2 separate regions of the Homo sapiens genome follow, and region 1 is linked to region 2. Evidence: read pairs that join two places in POLR2A ChIA-PET (ENCODE). Cell type or tissue: PC-9. All regions are shown on one strand. Links, peaks and the distances in the headings refer to the core of each region. The heading gives the core; the rest is flanking DNA. Region 1 overlaps JARID2 (jumonji and AT-rich interaction domain containing 2). Region 2 overlaps JARID2 (jumonji and AT-rich interaction domain containing 2).

Region 1 (5,377 bases), core at 158-5,157, 82 kb after region 2:
GGAGCTGGCCAGCCCTCAGTTGGACTCCTGCCTTTTTCACCCCTCCCAGCAGCTGCCAGACCACAGAGCCAGTTCTGTGAAAGATCCTCAAGAAACAATGAGAGAAAACAGCTTCTGTTTGATTAGATTAGATCAATTTATGTGCCTCGGGGAGGGGCCTGCGCAGGGCAGGGGGAGGGGTGCCCCTCTGTTGTTGGTGGGGGCAGCGGTGGCCCATGCGGTCACTTCATAAGTAATGAGGCTCCGTGGAAGCTGGAATCAGAGTAAGGGGGAGGGCGGGCTGGAGGAGGAGCATGTGGAAAGAGATTTCTGCAGTCTGTCTGGAGAGCTGCCCAGGTTTCCCAGCCAAAAAAACAAATAAAAATAAATAAAAGGCAAGTGCTGAATGACACAGATTATGATATTAAAAAGGGATGCCATTGAAACTGCGCCCTGGAGTCCGCTGTCTGTGGGGGTGGGGTGTGCTTGGCAATGGGGTGGGGGCATCTGACCGGCTGGGGACACAAAAGTGTGCACAATTAAACTGTGAATGTCCCCCTCCCCCCATATGTCAGAAATTCTATACTTCGGATTTGTCTGCATTGCAGGTTGGGGAAATGGCAGGATGAAAAGCTAGTGACTCTTTTCCTTTTTCTCATTTTAATTTATCAGGGTGGGGGGAGCCAGCCGGAGACCCCTCCTCTTTGGTGTTCGATTCCCTCCCTTGCACATAAATAACCTTCTCTCCTGGCTGCCTCCCCTCCCCCTCGGCCCCATTGCTGTTCTGGCCGTCCTATTGCCGCGCGGAATCTGCACTGCCGCTTGCTTATTACGTACAGGGGAGGATTGTTGACAAGTGCTCCGGAGCCTGCCTCACTGCGCTCTTCCTCCCTCCCTCCCTCTGTCCTTCTTCCTCTCTGTCTCTCTGCAATGATCCGGCTCTGAGGATGGCTGCTCCACGGGTCTGTCAGGTGCAGTTTTTGGTGGCTTATCTTGAGGAACCTGGGATAGAAGGTCTGTTCCTATAAATAAAAGACAAACCAAATAGCTCTAGATTTGTTTCAGGCTGGTATGGCTTTTGTTGGAGAAATAGGCCTTTGTGGGTTTCCCTGCTGGGGTCCTGATTAAATCCATTGTGGATGGCAAGGTGCTATATATATATATATATATGAGAGACTATGTAAAAAGTGTTGCAATTTGCTTAATATTAATATTCTTTTAGCTTTGATATCCTCCCTAGGGGCAATGGTGGCTCCTGCAAAGGCACTGTGGAAATTTACAAGAGAGAATTAATGTCGCTCTTAAAGCATTAAGCTCTGTTGACCATTTTGGCCAAAGCTGCAGTTTCAATCAGGCTTGTATGACTTTAGACATTTCTCTGGAGACTGAATGCCATCCAGCTATAGCTGGTCCCTTTTATTTTATTACCAATTTATCTGATCATTTCCCAGCATTTAAAAATAAATGTTTGATTAAAGTTAATTAGTTCATCCTCACCATAGCTCTGGTTTCCTTCATAAACAGCATGTTTGCTTTCATTTCCATTAATCCTTTCTTTTTCTTCCTCCATCATCTTTCCTTGAAAGATGGAGGAAACTGAGGCATGCAAATAGATCCTGAGACCTGAAGTGGTTCTGGATTGAGACCTTTAAACTTCGAGTGCTCTTGATTCTTCTCCCGAATTTCGTGCATTAATTCATGTCTGTATTACTGTCTGTAAACACAGATGAATTTCAGGAACCTTCAATGTTTGGTGCCTCAAATCTTAGCAGATTCCATGGCCACATTCCTATAGTGCTGCTTTCTGTACTGCTTCCATTCATTATATTTCAGTAGTGGAAAGAATGCTGCTCTGGGAGGCAGTAGGCCTTTCTGAAGTTATTTGTTGTCAGCAGTTTTTTTTTTTTTTTTTTTTTTACTTTGAATGGACTACTTAATCCTCTCTGAATATATTCATTTGAAAAGTAGGAGGGCAGTTGATTTCTTGATATGTGAGTGAGGTAATAAGGAAACAGGGGAACTACTGTCCCTCCTAGTCATGCTACAAAGAAAACAGAACTTAGAACTTCCAAGAGATTCCTTTTATCCTAGGGAATGAAGGCAGCCCAGAGAGGTTTCAGGGCAAAGGGTGTGGCTGTTTATTTATCTACAAATTATGGTGTCAGTCAGGACACAAAGTTTGTGGAGCTTTGCCCATTTATCATTACAGATTAGTACACAAACCGATAACTTTATGGCACTTGTCGATCGAGTTAAAGCAGCAGCTTTGCTTATCTTTGGAGAGCCTGGCTCAAATTGGATACCTGGTTTCTTTTGGTACCTTACATTTGTGGGGTAAAGATGATAGGAAGCTTTAGAGACCTAAGTACATACACACTTGTAATTACTTGAAGGTAGAAGAATATCATTAGCTATCTGTGAACATGCTGTGTTCATGGACATCTCCCTTTGAGAAGTGCAAATTCTGTGAGATGAGAAATCAAATTTGGGCCTGTTAGTTTATCTGAACACAAGACTTTCCACATGTTGGGCCCATTTATCTGTCTTAGAAAAAATCTCAAAAAAAAATGCCCTTGTGTTTCCGTCTCCTTCATGTGACTGAGTTCCCTTGCTCTGCAGTGATGCCATTGTTCTGCCGCTCATGGTTACACATCAGCCTAAGCCCACTGTCGCCTTGAGTCAGTTTTCTTCTGTAGGCGGCTTTTGACCTTGGAGGTGGTCAGTTCTGGGCCCTCTGTGGTGTGGAATTCTTTTCATGAGCTGATAGAAGCTCGAGTTGCATATCCTAGGGGATTCCAGGGATTTATATTTTGGTGCGTATTTATAACTGGGTTGTCTGGTGGGTGTGTGTTTGACTGGGTTGTCAGTGTAAAATTAAAAGGGTGTTGAAATGAAGTGTGGACCCAGAGCAGTTACGGCCTGGGATAGAGTAGTCATGGGATTGGACACAAAACTAGAACTGCCGATTGTAGAGCATCGTGGGTGTTTATAATTCAGTCATTATTATTATTCTAGGTACTGTACTTGTTCTGATTGTTATAAAGGTCATATTAAGGATGAAGAAGGAGTGAAGAGGGGAAGAGAGTGGGGAGGATGAGCCCTTGCCCCAAAGAAGTAACAGGGAGTTGTGCCAAAATGAGCAGTACATTTATGTTCACAGTGGTGATCATCAGAGTTTAAATAGCTTCTGGTCTGTTTGGGAAATCTTTCATGAAGATCACGGCTCTTTGTTTTTGTGAGAGGTTTTGTGTTGAATAAAGTTAAACTGTCAGCCTTGTTGTCTATTTTTATTTATTTTTGTTGGAGCCTTTCAGTGAGCAGTGTTTTCTGTCCCCCTGGGATTGTTGGTTAGGATGTACGAAGGGGAGATCTTTTGTCTTTTGGTGGTTCTTACTCATTTGGGGTCTAGAGAGCCAGAATGGGGCCCATTCTAGTAGTAGCAGTGTTCTGCTTACCTCTTCCTCTGAGGAAATAGGAGATATCTGCTGGGTTTGTTCCTTTGTAGCTCAAGGCGTTTATTGCCTTCTGGGGCCCAGGGTCCTATCTTTCTCAAAGAGTCATTTACTTGTTTCTGAAATAGGAAAAAAAGGATAGAGTCAGACATTTTCCTTATCTACCCAGTGACCCAACTTTTCCATGTTAATAATGAACACTGTGTCAGGTCTTAGTATCTAACGCTTTCTCAAAAAATTGTGCATGCAAAAGAGGTGTAGATTGTTGAAGGTGTGTCGTGGGGGCGGATTCTGGTGGTGGTGAGAGAGCTCTTGTGAGATTGTTGATTTACAAATCAGTATTTACATCTGTTTTTGCAGGGGTTAAATATAACAAAAATATGTCCCCCGCGTCCACCTATTCATCCTCCCCATTCCTGCCTCCAAATCTTGGGACTGTTTTAAGTAGTGATGGGTGGGGGTGTTTTTGGATTGTCTTTTCTTGACCGGAATGGGAAATCTCCATAGCTGATTTGACAGTAGACAAAGGGGAGCCCTAGTCGGCTCAGGGGCTGGTCTCATAAGGGAAAGGGATAATTATTTTCCATAAGCCGAGGTATGAAACCACTTTCATTTGTGCCTCGTTGACCACAAGTGTGCCACCGACATCCTGCCTCATGACTTGGCATTTGTTCTCAGTCACACCAGTGTGTTGATCTGGTGAGCAAGTCAGTGGACAAGCCTGGGCTGTGCTCTGCAGACCCTGTGCCCTGCTCGCCCCTCTCCCTGGAGCTCTGTGCTCCATTGGAAGCTTCACATGCTGACCTGCATGTGTACAGTGATGGGCAAACTCCATGTTCATATTGACCATGCCAAGCAGGCCCAAAGCCAAATCTGCCCTGGCATCGGAATGCCTACCCTGCTTAAAAAGCAATTCATTTTTTTTTCTCTTTGCAAAACTTGAGTGAACATAACATTTATTTTTCACTATCAATGGCAGCAAACCATGCATTCTGATGACCTCAGAGAGGGCCCTACCTCAGCCATGGGGGCTGCTTTTATAATTTTTCTATCATCTTAAAGTGCACACACACACACACACACACACACACACACACACACACACACACACACACACAGAAATTGCTGCTGAAAATGAAAGCTGTCTTTGGATGCTTGACTGTTTGATATGTAATGTGATAACCTTGTCTCACAGTGACAGGGTGACAGACGGCATTGGCTCTATAATACAGAATTACCTTTTGTGCATCTTTTCTACAACAAAGCTAAATACATTGAGTCACCCTAATATGCTAATGACTTTGGTGTGCTCCAGATGTTTTAGAAGCCCTGGAACAGCCTCAAAGCCCTCCTTGTTTTTCCTTTCTTTTTAACCCTTGTTTTGGGGCACTGCTTTTGTGGAATAGAGCCATTGGCTTTTCCTTTAGTTTTCTATTGTCATGTATGTGTAGCTAATGAGAGAGGACTGGTAAAACTTCTTTGTGTCTAAAACATCATAAAATGATACAGACTACATGCTCTAGTCCCTTTTTTTTTCCAGATATTAGAAAAGAGTTGTCTTCTGTCCATACATTTGTGTTCTGAAATCTGTCGTTCTCATTGGTTGCTTTAGAAGTTCCTTCAGCTAAAGGAATCTTTGGCCTAATTTGTGTTTCAATTTTCCCAACGCCCATCATATAAGGCAAGAGGGAGATAGCCATACACTAGTGTCTCCAGTTACCAAGAACAACAGGAATTCCTATTCCATTTTGATGCTGCTGTTCCAGACTCAGAAGCCTGTTTTGTTGTATTGTTTTGTGCGGTCTTTTCATTTCTTGCTAATTTGGGAGATGCGGTGAAAAGCTCCTGAATGTGCAGAGCTGCTGATGGCAGGGTTCTGTTGTGTTCAATTTCTTTAGAGTTCTCGGCTGCACAAATGGACACTGCCTTGTGGCTAAATGGTCTTG
Region 2 (5,377 bases), core at 66-5,065:
TCACTTGAAACCTGGAGGCGGAGGTTACAGTGAATCGAGAACCCTGCCACTGCACTGCAGCCTGGGTTACAAGAGCAAAACTCCGTTTCCAAAAAAAAAAAGATTAAACAAATAGGACTTCTCCATTTGTATTTAAACTTCAAAGAGAAAGCTGAACTCCAAGGCCCAGCTGGAGGACACGTGGATCCAGCCAGCATGTTAGATGTAGGCAATTGGAGAAGGACAGGGAGACAGCAGTGAGGTGCAGGGGGATGAGGCACATAGTTGTCTACATGAAACAGGCAGATCTTTGTTTTCGTATACCTAGAATAGTTTCCATGTCCAGCAAGAACTTCCAGGTTTTTGTTGTTTTTTGTTTATGCTTTGGTGGTGGTGGTGGTTGCTACCACCTGGAGAAAAGCTGCCTTTGCAGCCCCACAACTGTGCAGTTGCTGTGAGTGAGCAGGCTGGGAACCACATGCTCTTGTTCTGACATTCACTGGAGGCACCCCCCTCCCCTTTCCTTACAAGGCATCTCAGAGGATTGTCATTTGAGGCAGGCCGGATTCACTGGTGTGACTGTTTCAGGACTGGCTTGTCTCATTAAAAAACATTTTTTGGATCAGAAACAATGAGGGGTGGGAAAGGCAACAAAAGCCTCTTGAGATTCCCGGATTGCTCAGGATGTTATAAACAGTAAGTGCTGCTTTTGATCTTGGAGGGTGGTGTGGGGTAGGCGAGAAAGGGGGTGGTGGTTATTGGGAAGAGGGCTGGAGCCAGACAGCCATAATGGCTTGTCCAAAGGCTGCTGTGAATCCCAGTGGCAAAGAGCTCTGCACTTCCCGCTAATTTCTGTTTTCTTTACTGTGGCTGGCTTTATTAAAAGGACATAAGGAAGCAGCCTAGACATTCAGTCCAATCAGTTTTCTAGGGTAGCAGATGAAAAATAAAATTGGGCCTTTTGTATTTACATAGAAAGTAAGTAGGGTGGCTAGCTTTTATGGCTTATTCACTTTCTTGCAGGGAGAGAGGATGCTGTCTGTCTGTCTCTCATATGTATATAACATGCTTGGAATGCTATAAGTTATCAAAGATTCATTAGATGAGCACAGATCTTTCATTCTGTCTTGAAACATGGCAAGGTTTGAAGTTGGTGGACCAATGAGAAGCTGTGCTGCCTTGAACAATAATTTTAAAAGAGTTGCTCTGACAGCATATCTTTTGTAACTTTTTCCTCTCTGTGGTTCTGCAGTAGCCATTTTGTGTCTGAGTGACATGGAATTTCTGTGTTGCTTTTTTCTTTTTTTTGGAGACAGAGTTTCCCTCAAGCCAGTTGCCCAGGATGGAGTCCAGTGGTGTGATCTCAGCTCATTGCAACCTCTGCCTCCCGTGTTCAAGCGATTCTTGTGCCCCAGTCTCCTGAGTAGCTGGGAGCACAAGTGTGCGCAACTGTGCCCTGCCAATTTTTTTGTGTATGTGTTTTTAGTAGAGACGGGGTTTCACCATGTTTGCCAGGCTGGTCTTGAACTCCTGTCCTCAAGTGATCCACCTGCTTCATGGCAGGTGAGCCACTGCATCCGGTCTGTCCATAGTTTCTGGAACACAATTAGAAGTGAGATCTGTGTTTGAGGGAGAAGCAGGAAAAGTTTAACCTGAGGATGGCCCTTTAACTTTATATGATGAAAAACTACCTAATCAATGGTTGCAGATTATGTAAATTAAAATAGTGGTGGGTACTTCTTAAACAAATTATGCAAATTTGATGCAGTCATCAAGGCTTCTTGCTTCACTGCATCATTTACCTTTTGATTTCAGAGAAGTTCAGCCCCTTGACTCTTTCCTTATTCGAACTGGAGCTAAGCACTGAGATATTTCAGCCATACGCTTGTTAGGGAGTGTATCTATGTAAATACAAGTAATTTTAAGTAGACAAGGCTATATTAGTAGAACCTGATTACTTTTATCTTGCTGGTTTCTTCCATTGTTTTATTAGTATGTTTCAAATATTTACCATGGTGAGCCGATCAGCTTCTGATCTATGTGGATCAGTATCCAACAAAAACTGACTAGAAGAGACTGTGGTTGTGGATGCTTGTGAAGAGAATGGAAAATGTATTACAGTGTTAATGTCCTCTACAATTCCAGTGACTTAGTATTCAGTTAAGACACAGGTAAGGTGTTGGTTATAAGCCGGTAATTCAAGTTAGGTTAACTCTGTTTCTTTTCCATCATAACCAGTTGAAAAGAGGAAGACTTTACATTTAATTAGGTAGTTCGTAGAATGTAAGTGTGAGAATAGAAAAATATATTTAAGAAACTCAGTCATTGTTCTTTACACAAATTAGAGTGGATTGGTAGCTTTGGGGGATTTAAGTGGGTTGAAGTAGAAGGTGAAATGATGACTGTTAATTATCAAAAACCATACATAAATGTGATTTGTAGTTTATTTTGAAACCTACTGTAGTTTAAATTCATCTGGTATTCATTACAATGCAGTTCTTAAAGAAGATGAAACTGTATAGCTAATGACCCAAATGTTTCCTTCTTATCTAATCAGGGATCCTTCTTTAGTAGCTAGATTAGATGTTATTCAGAAAGGATAATATAGGAAATAATTACTGTATTTCATTTGTGGAGTTAAGCATATGGCCTCTAATTCATTTTCATATGCAATATATGTAAATTAGAGACCAATCTATATTATTTTCAGCCATGGCCATGCAAGAATATGATTCATTCTCTCTCTCTCTCTGTGTGTGTGTGTGTGTGTGTGTGTGTGTGTTAGTTAAACTTGCATGTGAAGTATGACTTGCAGTTTGTAGTAATTTTGTGATGCTGGTACATTTTCTCATCTTGTTTGGGAGTTTTATGAAATGTTAGAATTCAAATTTGGGGATGGGAGGCGGTGTATCATATGAATGATTTCATTATTACAAGTAGTATTTTGCAGTAGTTAGTATGTTGTGAGCAGATTGAAAATGCCAGGAACTTAAAAGAATTTTTGGAAGAAAATAACTAGATCTGTGCAAGAATTCAACAGTCTGATTACTCAGTGTTATCAATTACAAAACACCTGGCCCTGTGCCATGATATATATACTATATATCAGTATAATCAGTATAATCATACACCTTCTTGTGGGGATAAAGGGAATGAAGGGAATGTCATTTTTTTACATCACAAAGAAAAATCATGAAATTATTAATAGTTGTGAGTTGTCCACTCTGTAACTAAGGCTAACTATGAACTAATGAACTCACATGTAGTATTAATTACGGCACATATTTCATTAATGGGAACCTGCAATTCAAATTATGTTTGAGCAGGAAATATTTAACAATTTTGTAAACCTTTTTGATTGGGCCTTGAAACATGGTTTGTAGCTTTTTATTACTTCTGCTCTGTTTCTTAAATGTGGGTGGCAGTGAAATCAAGATCTCTATTCAGAACCAAAGACTGACTGTCAGGGGGTTTATCTACTTCGTAACTTGTCATTAGAAAACATGATTTCCTTCAGCTTCTCCTCGTATTTACAAGCCAATTGCTTGACTCTTCTTTGGGTCAGTGGCTAAGTAAGTTAACAAGAACAAACAACAGAAATGCTTTCTTTGAAGATATGAGACTTCAATAATAGAGTGTGAGTTAGAATAGCAATCTAATTTTATAATTGGAAGAATTCTTGTTTTTTTTTTTTTTTTTTTTTTTTTTTGAGATGGAGTCTCACTTTGTCGCCCAGGTTGGAGTGCAGCGGTGTGATCTCGGCTCACTGCAAACTTCGCCTTCCGGGTTCAAGCAATTCTCCTGCCTTAGCCTCCCAAGTAGCTGGGATTACACTGCCCAGCACTACGCCCAGCTAATTTTTTGTATTTTTACTAGAGACGGGGTTTCACCATGTTGGCCAGGCTGGCCTCAAACTCCTGACTTCGTTGTTCGCCTGCCTCCCAAAGTGCTGTAATTACAGGCATGAGCTACCGCGCCCGGCCTGGAAGAAGTATTAGATTTAGTGTCTAGTGGTTAATGGGAGAATGGGAAATCTGCATAGCTCCTGTTTGGTAGCATGAAAAACACATAATTGTAATTTCAAATATCCAAACAGGCATGTAGAATCATAGGGTCATTTGTTGAAGCTTAGTTTTCAAGGAGCAGTAAGAGTGAGGAAAAGGTGCACAGGCTTCTGTGCTTCTGATTCTGAGACTTGGTTAGAGGGCACTTGCCAGGCATGGTGACACACTCCTGTAGTCCTAGCTACGCAAGCCATATTCACTATTATCACTCTCTGGACCAATTATTGATTTGCAAGTTCCTGTGAAATGTTTTATCACCCAGTGTGTTTTGTCTGTGTACAGGAAGCACTGGATACACTGGCTAGGTGTGTGCTTTTAAGTAACATTCTTCTCTGATTCCTTTCCTTCAAAGTGGGAGATACTGGTAGCATCTACCTACCCTGCAAGGATTTAATGAGTTTTAATGACATGAGAAATGCTTAGATTTCAGGGATTTGACTAAACCCAAATACCTGGGCCATATTTTTAGCCAGGAGCCAGGGAATATTTGCACTAAGCCACTGGCTGACCCAAAACTTCTCTCTTTAAGTCATTTAGCCAAACAGCAAATTAGGGAGCCAGCAGCTCATTTTGGGGGTGATGTTTTGTATGAGAAGTTGGTGAACCCTGGGGGTAGCAGTAGGGGAGATTTCAGCATAGAGAAGAGGGGATAGTTGATTTCCTAAACCACTTCCAAATTATGTCTTCAAACAAAATAAAACTTTCCCCTTGATTTCCAAATTCCAGAATATTAGGCATAACCATAATATAAACATAACAGCATACTCTTAAACCAGAGAGAAAAATTCCAAGCTGTTCTGAATTATCTGGTTCATTTGAGATTGGACTGTATGCAATTTGGTCGTAGCAGCAGGCTCATTCTAGCAAATGCTAAGGTAGCAAACACCAGGACTGTAGGTTACTTTTCCTCACAACATTCTGGTTGTAGGTTTCCTGACACATTCATTCTGGCTGTTTTTCTTTTGCACTCTGTGGTACGAAACCTCTTAGCTCTGTGTGGGTGGTGGGCTTTTGCTTGCCAGGCAGGCAGGCACAGCCTGGTTTCCCAAATGCATTTCTCCCTGATTGCCTTCTCTATCCATTAAGCATATCTGAACTGTGTAGGATTAGCTGTGTCTTGTTCTTTCCTTTTCTTTCTTACAATCACAGGAATGAGCCAGGTGTGTGTGTGTGACTCACCCTAGCCCAGCCTGGGTGTGCTACAGCACCGGGAAATCCTGCCCTCTTGGCCTAGCGTCTTCATAGATATGTGGCTTGGCCTTCTCTCTTTGGTGCTTTTCCCTTGACAGCAAACTTGTCGTCTTTTGTCTTGAACTTTATTGCTCAGAGACCAC

What was found. ChIA-PET counts read pairs that join two places held together with the same protein. Peaks named below come from ENCODE experiments on the same cell type or tissue, not always from the same donor. Only the 100,000 strongest peaks of a DNase experiment are listed, where the experiment ranks them.
Region 1: POLR2A ChIA-PET joins it to region 2 with 5 read pairs; 3 of 35 experiments call an interaction of 5 or more read pairs at or near these places.

The regions. Positions count from the first base shown.
Region 1 is chr6:15,400,025-15,405,401 of GRCh38, forward strand. All of the region lies in intron 2 of JARID2 (jumonji and AT-rich interaction domain containing 2), which reads left to right. Among named protein-coding and RNA genes, the nearest start is that of DTNBP1-AS1, 140 kb to the right of the region's middle. RefSeq lists enhancers at 2,614-3,114, 3,974-4,268, 4,338-5,028. In PC-9, for the core only: no CTCF peak of the experiment used is centred there; no DNase peak of the experiment used is centred there; H3K27ac peaks cover 999 bases.
Region 2 is chr6:15,318,123-15,323,499 of GRCh38, forward strand. All of the region lies in intron 1 of JARID2 (jumonji and AT-rich interaction domain containing 2), which reads left to right. Among named protein-coding and RNA genes, the nearest start is that of JARID2-AS1, 72 kb to the left of the region's middle. RefSeq lists an enhancer at 5,297-5,346. In PC-9, for the core only: no CTCF peak of the experiment used is centred there; no DNase peak of the experiment used is centred there; H3K27ac peaks cover 2,598 bases.